Linked DNA regions of Homo sapiens: region 2 is linked to region 1. A link is an interaction called in ENCODE POLR2A ChIA-PET data of the cell type or tissue named here. Cell type or tissue: Caco-2. All regions are shown on one strand. Each heading gives the region's core, and the rest is flanking DNA. Links, peaks and the distances in the headings are about the cores only.

Evidence for each region. ChIA-PET counts read pairs that join two places held together with the same protein. Peaks named below come from ENCODE experiments on the same cell type or tissue, not always from the same donor. Only the 100,000 strongest peaks of a DNase experiment are listed, where the experiment ranks them.
Region 2: POLR2A ChIA-PET joins it to region 1 with 5 read pairs; 15 of 35 experiments call an interaction of 5 or more read pairs at or near these places.

What each region holds. Positions count from the first base shown.
Region 1 is chr7:44,213,250-44,218,617 of GRCh38, reverse strand. YKT6 (YKT6 vesicular SNARE protein) reads right to left here. Exons shown (of 7, transcript NM_006555.4): 7 at 4,324-5,368. CAMK2B (calcium/calmodulin dependent protein kinase II beta) reads left to right here. Exons shown (of 24, transcript NM_001220.5): 24 at 1-1,464. Among named protein-coding and RNA genes, the nearest start is that of YKT6, 15 kb to the right of the region's middle. RefSeq lists a silencer at 6-318 and enhancers at 59-604, 605-1,152, 3,562-4,477. In Caco-2, for the core only: a CTCF peak has its summit at 4,067; DNase peaks (open chromatin) are centred at 2,257 and 4,087.
Region 2 is chr7:44,132,194-44,137,561 of GRCh38, reverse strand. No RefSeq gene overlaps it. Among named protein-coding and RNA genes, the nearest start is that of MYL7, 6.5 kb to the left of the region's middle. In Caco-2, for the core only: no CTCF peak of the experiment used is centred there; no DNase peak of the experiment used is centred there.

The DNA.
Region 1 (5,368 bases), core at 78-5,077:
GCCCCCCTCCTGTGTGAGGTGTCTGTCCCTTCTCTGCTGGCCAGCAGCAGATGCACTGGCAGCTCCCAACCCTGTTTCCGCCCCTCGGCCCTCCCCCAGCCTGTTCGGCTTCTCTGCAGCCCGCAAGGGGGAGCAGACTTTTGACAAAGGACTGCGGGCCTCGCTCAAGTCCCTGAGCCCCCAGCTGAAGCTGGGAGGGGAGGCCAGGCTTTGTGTCTGGGCATATTCGTCTGCTGATGGGGTTTGGGGAAGCCTGGGGCTTGGGGTTTGGTCGGGTGGTGCAGCTAGTGGCAGAGCGGGATCAGAGGTGGTGGCTGCCCAGCTTCTGGGCTGAGACAAGGGTCTGTGCAGGGGTTTACTGAAGTGGGAGTGCCTTTGGAATCTGGGCCGGGAGCAGAAGGGAGCAAAAGCTACAGTGGGAGCCAGCCTAGGGCACATGGGAGGCGTGAGGGCAGTGCTGCCCGTGCAGTGTCAGGTGTGCCAGTGCCTTGGCGGGCTGCAGTGCGTGTGAGGGCACCTTCTAGGTGGGCCAGGGATGCAGCTATGGAGATAAGGCGGGCTGGGGACAGAAACAGGTGGGCACAGGGCCCAGGACACCAGCGGATGGAGGGCAGGGTCTAGCCCTGTGCTCCTGAGCGTCGGCTGCCTGGGTTCGAGGCGGTGGGTCCCCGGCCCCTTGTGATGGTGTGTACCATGGGGGAGCTCGGGGACAGGGCAAGCCCGAGCATGGTGGGGCTGCAGGGTGGGTCTGAAGCCAGGTTGGGTGGGGGTGGTCACAAGCCCTGACTGCAGAGGGTCAGGGGCTCCTGCCCCAGTGCCTGCCCACTTTCAATTCACATTGTTTTCAACAAGGATTTTCTTTATCTTCCCCTACAAATCAAGCCAAGGGAGGGGCACAGAATGGGGAACAGGACACAGGATCCTAAACTCCAAGGGGACTGTCCACCGATGAACACTCAGAGTGGACACCATCTTCCGTCCACGCTGTGCCCAGGACAGCTGTCCCCATCCATGAACACAGGGTAAACATCTGCCGGGCTCCGCACCAGTGGCTCCCTGGGCCATGGGACAGCGGCAGGGCTCACCACGGACAGCACGTGGCCCAGCAGCCGGCCACCCTGGCGTCCTGGGGCCTCCTCCCCTCCTCTCCCTCTCACCTTGTCACCTCCACGGAGCTGCCTGTCTGGGATAATTTGGGGATTTTTTTTCTGGGGGATAATTCTTTTGCATGACCCCTAAAGAGCAAGCCACACCGGTCTGCTAGCTAGGTGTCCGCGGTGTGGTGGTGGCGGCCGCTGGCCAGCGCTGCAAGGGGTCGGCTGCCCACGGTGCTGGCTGGCCTCCCCTCCTCTCTCTTTTTGCTGAGTTTCATTGTCTTTTCTTTCTGAGCCTTGTAAGTGTACAAAAATTATTCTTATTTTGTTCTGTCTCGGGAAACTGCAAATAAAAGAAAAACAGGACAAACTGCTTCAAGTGCAGCTGGGTGCTTTAGCTGGAATCCTGCCGACCTCCTGCGCCAAAATACAGACTCAAGCCCGGTCCCTGGCCAAGACCCTACTTGGGCCCCTCCTCCAATGAAAGGTAGTGCTATGGGAGCCCTGAGCTGGCCCTGACAGTCCTGAGCCCCTCTAGGGTGAACGGCTCACCCCAGGTAGGGCACTAGTCATAGATCATAGCTCTACCAGCTGTCTCCACCTCTTCCTCTGGTCCTCTGAAGTCTTCTGGGCCCAGCGCTGTCCACCCTGAATGCTGGAACTGAAACTGGATCCCAGCCCCCAACACCCCTGACCTCTCCATTCACCCCCGGTGGCCGCTAAGGATGTGGCCAGGGCAGCCTCTGGGCAGGAAGGAGCCCCAGGACCAAGACCTCTGGCTGTCCTGCTGTTTCCTTCCGCCCCTGCTACATGTATTGGCTATTCTGGATGCTGAGGACACACAGTGACCACAGAGCCGGGCTCCACCCCAGTGGATTATGCAGACAGATGGCACGCAGGCCTGTGTGGACATCAGCCTCGGGCACCAGACATAGGCAAGGCGCAAGGTGATACAGTAGGCAGCCACCATGGGGGCCAGGAGGCTCCAGCAGAGGCCACACAACCAGCCCAGAATCCAGGACAGAGAGCTGGAATGGAGACAGGGAAGCCAGATACCAGGCCAGACTGGCCAGGTGCTACAGGCCTGTGGGCCAGGCCAGGCTTGGGGACTTCGTCCTGGGTGTGAAGGAGACAGGCACCCCTGAGGCCTTCCCTCTGCATCTCCAGCCCAAGCTAAGCGCAAACTCTTAGGTTGGAGTAAGGAGTAACCCCCTGCCAAGTTTCTCCTGTCCTCAGGCTCCACCCACCACCTATGCTGCCTGGCCCCATGGGGCACACGCTCAGGCCCAGCCTGGGAAAGCAACTGCACCTGCCTGTGCTATGCTGGCCCTTCTCAGCCTCAATGCCCTCCTCCCTCCCCGACGCACCCTCGTGGCCCCCGCTGGGCCCCCTGATGCACCCTCATGTCTCCATGGCAACCTGCTCAGAGTGTGGCCCTGCCCTTGGCTCCCCTCCACACCTGTGTCCCAGGCAGTGCCACGGCACTTTCCTAAACAGAAGGATGGGCTTCAAAACAGTCCCAGACACTAAACACACCTGCATTTTGGGTCCAAGTAACTTCTGACAAGACGAGTGCCCCTACACACTCTCAGTCCTATCCACTATGGGCAAGGAGCCTGAAGGATCCCCCAGAACTGGCTAAAGCCCTCAGTCTCCTCCTCCACCCTGAGCACCTTCACGCGGCAGAGTGGCCCTGGATGTCAGCTTCTTGCTCCCCATGGTCTGCACCTGGACAGGTGCTCTCAGGTGTGTGGGTGGGCAGGTGGCAGGTCCCAAGAGCCAGGTGCAAAGAATCTAGGCCAGTGCCCACGAGTGCTGCAGTGTCTGTCCCCAGCATGGTATCTAGGGCTCCACTTGCCTATCAGCTGTAATCGGAGGAGGCTTTCCAGGCCAGGCCTCCCCCAGGAAGGCTGCAGGCACTGCGGATCGTGCGCCCTCACATGCATTATTCCTGAGGCCCTTCTGCAGATGCCATCAGGGCAGCAACTCTGATGAGGTATTAGGGCACAGCACACAGGGCTAAGCCACCCTGTACTGGGCCAAGCGCTACAGGCAAAAAGGACACCACCGACGGGCATTTCATTCATCGCTTTTATTTTTATATATTTTTGAGAGGGAGCCTCACTCTGTCGCCCAGGCTGGAGTGCAGTGGCGCGATCTTGGCTCACTGCAACTTCTCCCTCCTGGGTTCAAGTGATTCTCCTGCCTCAGCCTCCCGAGTAGCTGAGATTACAGGTGCCCGCCACCATGCCCAGCTAACTTTTGTATTTTAGTAGACATGGGGTTTCACCATGTTGGTCAGGCTGGTCTCGAACTCCCGACCTCAAATGATCTGCCTACCTCAGCCTCCCAAAGTGCTGGGATTACAGGCATGAGCCACTGCACCCGGCCCATTCATCACTTTTAAATAGCACCCTCTGAACAAAGCTCCCTGGGCCACATGACCCTAAGGGTTACCCCATCCCACCCCAACCCAGGTCTGGCAGGTCCTCAGAACAGGAAAAGCTGAGCACTGCCCAAGGCTGCTTGCTGGGCCAGTCAGAGAGGTCTCTGCCTTCCAGGATCAGAAGTACAGGCTGAAAGCAGCCTTGGGCCCGCCTCCCTGGGAGGCTACAGAGGCTTCAGAGGGTTCCCTGAACTCAAAACCAGATGTGAGACTTGAATTTGACTTACCCCTGGTTCACCTCCCAACCAAAGCAGGGGTCAGCTTTGGCTCCTCCAGGAACCAGGAAGCTTCCAGGTACCCTGTGGAGCCCCCTCTGCTCCTGAAAAGTTGCCACCTGTGCTTGGTGGGATGCCAGGTGGTCTCAGATTGACCCTGGGGTCAGCGGTGAGGGACAGGAAGCCTACAGCGGGATCAGGATGGGGATGGGGCCTCCTGTCCCATGGCTCTGCAGCTATGAGGCAGCTTTCCTAGGGTGGGTCTCCTGGCTGCAGCTAAGACCAGGCAACAGGATTCAGCAATGACAGGGCTTCTTCTACTCCAGGGCTCCCTCACCTGGTTAACAGCAAAAAAGAAAATACAGTTCCTGCTAGCAAGGTCTATAGAAAGGAGGTGAAGGAGTCAGGCCTGCAGCTACCTCTCCTGGACAGGAGCTGGTCAGGATAACTTGGACCCTTGCATGCGGCAGGCCCACAGGCACACAGCATGAGGCCACTCTCTCCCCCGGGGGAAGGGCTTGGTGAAGAAAGGATTCCCCTGAAGCACAAAGAAAGCACAGGACCACTGTGAAATTTCAAGACAACTTTATCCAGACAGGCGCCTCTCAAATAGAACACAGGGAAGTTAGGCAGCAGTTACTAAAATACAGTCTCGCCAAATGATTTACAACAGAACACAACAGGAGCAGGGGATCTGTGGGTGGGGCTGGGCTGGGCCCTCTATCTCACAGGGCCTGAGTCAAGCCAGCCCGCCCTGCAAGGCAGGGGCTGACCTGCAAGCGGAGATCTCACTTCCTCTTACCCCAAATTCATACCTCCATTTTCCCCGCCCCCATCTCTCCCCAGGGTCCTCAAGTGGGAAAGGGAGAGGTAGCATCCCTCGGATCCAGGCCCACTCCACTCCGTCTCCGGCACCAGTGGGCAGGCTGAGTCTGGGCCTCAAGGGGCCCTGGGCTTAGGGTATCTATGGCAGTAGGAAAATGACATGGACAGGCTCTTCAGGGGTAGGCTAAAGTCCTCTGGCCAGCAGTACCCAGAGAAAATGGGCAGCAGCAGGTAAACCAGCCAGGAGGTGGAGTCCTCTGAACCCACAGCAGACCCCACCCTCCTGCCCAGCCCCTGCCCACATTGGGGGTCAGGACCACTGAGACTCTGGTCAGGACAGTGGGTGCTCTCAGCAGTGTGGCAAGCTCAGAGCAGAGCTCCCAAGGACCATACCACACTGGTTCAAAACCCATAGGTGACACCATCCCAGCAGAAGCTTCCATGGGTGCTGGATCCCAGGGCTGCATCCTGAGCACAGGTGGGCAGACTGGAACATAACACTAGGACCCAAGGGATCCAGAACATTTTAGGCCCATCTCCTGGGCTGCTCCAGCCTGTTGCCATGACTTGGGCAGTGAGTGGGCCTCCTGCCAGGTGGCAGGGCACAGCTTAGACCAAACCCTTGGCCTCCCCCCTCTGCAGCTACCTCTGACCAAGAAGGAACTAGCAAGCCTATGCTGGCAAGACCATAGGTGGGGTGCTGGGAATCCTCGGGGCCGGCTGGCACCCACTCCTGGTGCTCAAGGGAGAGACCCACTTGTTCAGATGCATAGGCCTCAGGCGGTTCA
Region 2 (5,368 bases), core at 127-5,126, 81 kb after region 1:
CTGATTTCATAAAGTAAGGGATCATGTTATAATCCAAGCTCTACAGGGGTAAATTGTGAAAGACTAAAATGAACCAAAAAGATCATAGGTGTCCAGTTATCTGATTTGATGGGGTGTCTGAACCTTTTGTTATCTTTGAGCTGTTTCAAAACTCTCTAAATTATTATTATTATTTTTGAGACAGAGTCTCTCTCTGTCACCCAGGCTGGAGTGCAGTGGCATGATCTCAGCTCACTGCAACCTCCACCTCCCAGGTTCAAGTGATTCTCATGCCTCACCCTCCCAAGTAGCTAGTATTACAGATGGGCACACCTTGCCTGGCTAATTTTTGTATTTTTAATAGAGACGTGGTTTCACCATGTTAGCCAGGCTGGTCTCGAACTCCTGACCTCCGTTGATCCACCTGCCTCTGCCTCCCAAAGTGCTGGGATTACAGGGGTGAGCCACCGTGCCCTGCCACAACTCTAAATTATAACTAATAGCAAGGCAATGGTTCTTCTCTATTAACGTGCAAATAAATGTTGTCCAGTGGAAGCACAACTGATTTTTCCCTTCTCTGTGGAAGAAGCCAATTTTGCATCTATTAAGCAAATTCATCTGGGCATTCCTAACCGTCTACACATGCACCGGCTCTTTGAATTCTTCTCTGAACCAGGCCCAGGAATAAGCCACAAGATGAGCACTGCCCAGCTCCTTGGGCTGTCACATCTTATTGATTCCCACATGAATTCACAAGTAAATAAAATATTTGGCGGTTGTTCACTTAGTATGCAAGTCAATATTTTGCTTTAAAAATATTATCCTTTCACACTCCTGATATAGTTGTCTGATAAGGTTAGTCCTTCCCACACCAAAACTGCCTGTATTAGTGTTGTTTGGAATAAACTGAGGGTAGAATGTATATGGTGTGTGTATGTGGTGTGTGTGTTTGTGTGTGTGTGTGTGTGAGAGAGAGAGAGAGACAAAAGAGAGAGACAGAAGGATAGAGAGAAACAGATGGGCACAGACCCAGGACATGAGTTCAGCCTACACTGACCAATATGACAGCCACTGGCCACTTGAAATGTGGTGTGAGTTGGGATATGCCAAAAGTGTAAAATGCACACAATATTTTGAAGATTTCATACAAAAAAGAATGCAAACATCTCATTAATAACTTTTATATAGATCACATGTTGAAATGATAATGTTTTGGATATTAGATTATTACTAAAATTAATTTCACCTATTTCTTTTCACTTTTTAAATGTGGCTACTAGAATATTTAGAATTCCATAAGTGGCTTGCATTTCTGGCTTTCACTCCTGTTGGAAAGCACTGAGTTAGACTGTGTAGTACGTCTATTTAAGACTGCAGTTTCCAGGCCGAACACCGTGGCTCACGCCTATAATCCCAGCACTTTGGGAGGCCGAGGCGGGCAGATCACCTGAGGTCAGGAGTTTGAGATAAGCCTGGCTAACGTGGTGAAACCCTGTCTCTACTAAAAATACAGAAATTAGCCAGGTGTGGTAGTGCATGCCTGTAGTCCCAGCTACTAGGGAGGCTGAGGCAGGAGAATCTCTTGAACCCAGAAGGGGAGGTTGCAGTGAGCCAAGATCAAGCCACTGCACTCCAGCCTAGATGACAGAGCAAGACTCCATCTCAAAAAAAAAAAAGTAGAATAAAAATAAATAAATAAATAAAGACTGCAGTTTCTGGGAGACTCTGAGGCAGGCATTAGCCTTCTCTGCAGAGAGTACTTGCAGCAGGGAGCAGCAGTTTTGATGTCCTCAAAAGGAGCCAATTTCATTTGGGTAGGGTTGCCTCTGAGTATTCTAGCAGTACAGACAGAAAGGAGAGAAGGCTGTTTCCAGAAAGCAGAGATCATACGAATTACTTGTGAGACCAAACTTGTTCCTCAGGTGAAGCTCAGGCATCCCTTATGTGGAGTGTCTAACAGTCTACACCTGAGGATGTTGGACATAAGGGGGTGTGAGGTGGGCATGGCTGGGGAGAGCTCTGGGAGGGGGAAAACCAGCTCCATGTTGTCCACCCACTGAAAGGAAAGCTCCCTCTGGGGGAGGTAGATGCCCCCTGGCCAGGCCTGCAGGGCCCTGCTCACTGTGAGCCCTGTGTGGTCCTGGCCTGGGTCCCACCAGCCATTGCCAGGCAACAGCTCCCAGTTGGAAAACAGAGCAAGGCTCCCTCTTAGAAAAAAAAAAAAGAAAGAAAGAAAAGAAAAGAAATACAACAGGTAACTAAGCATGACGGCTCACGCCTGAAATCCCAGCTACTTGGGAGGCCAAGGCAGAGGATTGCTTGAGACTGGGAGGTTGAGGCAGCAGTGAGCCAGGATTCTGCAATTGCACTCCAGCCTGGGTGACAAAGTGAGACCCTAGTAAAAAAAAAAAAAATAGAGACAGAGAAAGAAAGACATGCAACAGGGCCAGGCGCAGTGACTCATACCTGTGATCCCAACACTTTGGGAGGCAGAGAAGGGAGGATTGCTTAAGACCAGGAGTGCAAGACCAACCTGGGCAACATGGCAAAAACCCATCTCTTCAAAAAATAAAAAAATTAGCCTGTTGTGGTGGTGCGCACCTATAGTCCCAGATATTCAGGGAGCTTGAACCAGGTCCAGGCTGCAGTAAGCCATGATCGTGCCACTGCACTCCAGCCTGGGTGACAGAGCGAGACCTTGTGAGAAAGAAAAGAAAGAAGGGAAGGAAGGAAGGAGGGAAGGAGGGAAGGAGGGAGGAAGGGAGGAAGGAAGAATATAGGACCCAAAGGCCTAAATGCCCCTACTGTGCCCCAGTTCTGCGTGACTCAGGACCAGCCTCCTCCACACTCCCACCACCACAACCCTGCACCCTACTTGTTCCTGGGGGCCCCAAGGGGAGCCTCACCAGAAGCCTCCTCATAAACCCACTGCCCCTTACCTTTCCTGTCTTTCTAGAAGCCTCAGAAGCCTTGCCACTCTAAGGACACCTCCATCTGAGCCAAGGCGCTCGCTCCAGATGTCCCAGAGCTCCTGGTCCTGGGTGTCCCTGCCACACAACCCCCCATGGAGCCCTGCTCTGGCTCAAGCCCCCTGACTGTGCATGAGCAGGCCTGTTGCCCTCACTGGGACTGTCCAGAGCCTTCCCATCTCTCTGGAGGGACTTCCATCAGTTTCTGCCCCTTCTCCTCTGCCAAGAACTCACGTTCAGTCTGATAGCAGAAGAATCATCTGGCACCCTCCTGAATGGAACCCAGAGTACCTCCTTTGTGGACCGGTCTCTGGATTTTCCCCACTCTCTCCCTTCAGCCATGCTGATGGCAGAGAAGGTAAGAACTTCCAGCCCACTTCTCTGGCGAGGGGAACTTGTCATCTGGGTCTGCAGAGAAGGTTCCACCTTATGCTCATAGTACATTATCTTTACTATGTACTAGGATATCACATTTAAAAGGACAAAAAAGGCCAGGCAGTGGCTCATGCTTGTAATCCTAGCACTTTGGGAGGCTGAGGCAGGTGGATTACCTGAGGCCAGGAGTTCAAGACCAGCCTGACCAACATGGCGAAACCCCATCTCTATTAAAAATACAAAAATTAGCTGGGTGTCGTGGCATGTGCCTACAATCCCAACTACTTGGGAGGCTGAAGCAAGAGAATCACTTGAACCCAGGAGGCAGAGGATGCAGTGAGCTGAGATCGTGCCACTGCACACCAGCCTGGGCGACAAACCGAGACTCCATCTCAAAAAATAATAATAATAAAATACAACAAAATAAAAGAACAAAAAAAAAGAAATGTAAAATACTTGAAGGGGCTTGTATAACATTAATAGGATTGACAGTATCTGCTTTCCAGGCTGAAGTGATTCATTCATTATTCTAGACGTCTTTAGTCCTTTGCAATTTGTGGTAATTAGGCTTTTCTTTTTAACATTAAAAATATACAAAAATAAAAGGCAAAAAAAGCATCATCCCATTAGTCTGACCTTCCCCTCCTCCATCCCTGCCCCAACACCCTGAAGACCCTGGATGCAAACAAAGGCCCGAGGGAGCCTCTTCCCTCGCAGTGCAGGCCTCACCTGGGGCTCAGAGTCAGAATCTGCATTTTATTCCCTAGGACAACCTCTAGTCAGGGCAGAGGCCGGCTGTGCTGCCCAAGTGCCCTAACCCTAGCTTTGAGGCACCAGAAGGGCAAATGCAAATTAAAAATGAGAATAAGTTTATTCTCCTTGGTGAAAAAAAAAAAAAAAGACTTTCCCCTCTCCTTTTTCTTTAGAAAATCTATCATTGCAAGTTCCTTCCTGGACTTTTTTTATGTAGATCTGTTCAAAAGCTAAATAAGCCTCTTTCAAGTTTCACATCCCAGGAATGTCTCCTTAAGGACCTAGGAGCCACCATTTGAAGTGTAATCACCAAGGGAGATACATCCTTATCTCCCAGTTTCCGTGGGCAAAGGGGAGCCTAACTTTAGCCCGGTGCCTAGCTCAAGTTGCAAACACACTTCCAGTCTTAAAGGAATGAATTTATTTTTTTTCCTTTAGGCAAACCCAGGTAGCCACCACAGTTACCTGGGGATTCACAGAGAACTGTGTGTGACCACTGGTGCTGTCAAGTCCTCTTACCTGAGCACCTGTGACGTTTCCCTTGAGAACGTGTACGGGATGGGTTGCACCTGGTTATATACAAGCGTGAGACTTCTTTCTGCCTTTGTAATTTATTAGCAGATTATCTGTGATGAGCATCGCAATCTGTTTAATGCCTATTCAATAATTAAATTTTTCTTTCTCTTCTTTTGTGGAAAGGTTTTCTGCATTGGCAGGAGATTTTTGTTTTCGATTATGTCCCCAACATGCCTGATGTTCCACCCCTCAAGAGCCTCAGCCTTGCCCAGGGAGGGCATGGGGGTGAGTGGCCTCTCCCACAGAGAGTGCTGGCCAAGTTGGCCCAGGTGCGCAGCAAGGGCTGCTGCCCAAAGGCTCCCTCCTGGTTGGCATGGGTCGGGACCCTGTTGTGTTGTGTTTTCGCTCTTTTTCGTAGAGTTCAAGGGGGTCCTGCTATGTTGTCCAGACTGGTCTTGAACTGACCTCAAGGGATCCTCTCGTCTCAGCCTCCCAAAGTGCTGGGATTACTGTGCCCAGCTTTGTGTTGTATTTTCTGATCTTATCCTGCAACCTCTTGAGCCCCCAACCTGGGCCCCAGTTCCTGCTGTGCCCCAGCCTGCCAGCCCTCTCTCTCTGCATATTCTTTCTTTAGCTGAGTTAACACCACTGATAAGGTTAAAGACAGGCTCTTAAATTTCTGCCCTGGCATGAGAAATATGTGACCCACATGCTTCTCCAGCTTAGCTGTCCAGTGTAACTGTCAGGGACTGATGGGCGCGTGCTGGCCCACAGCC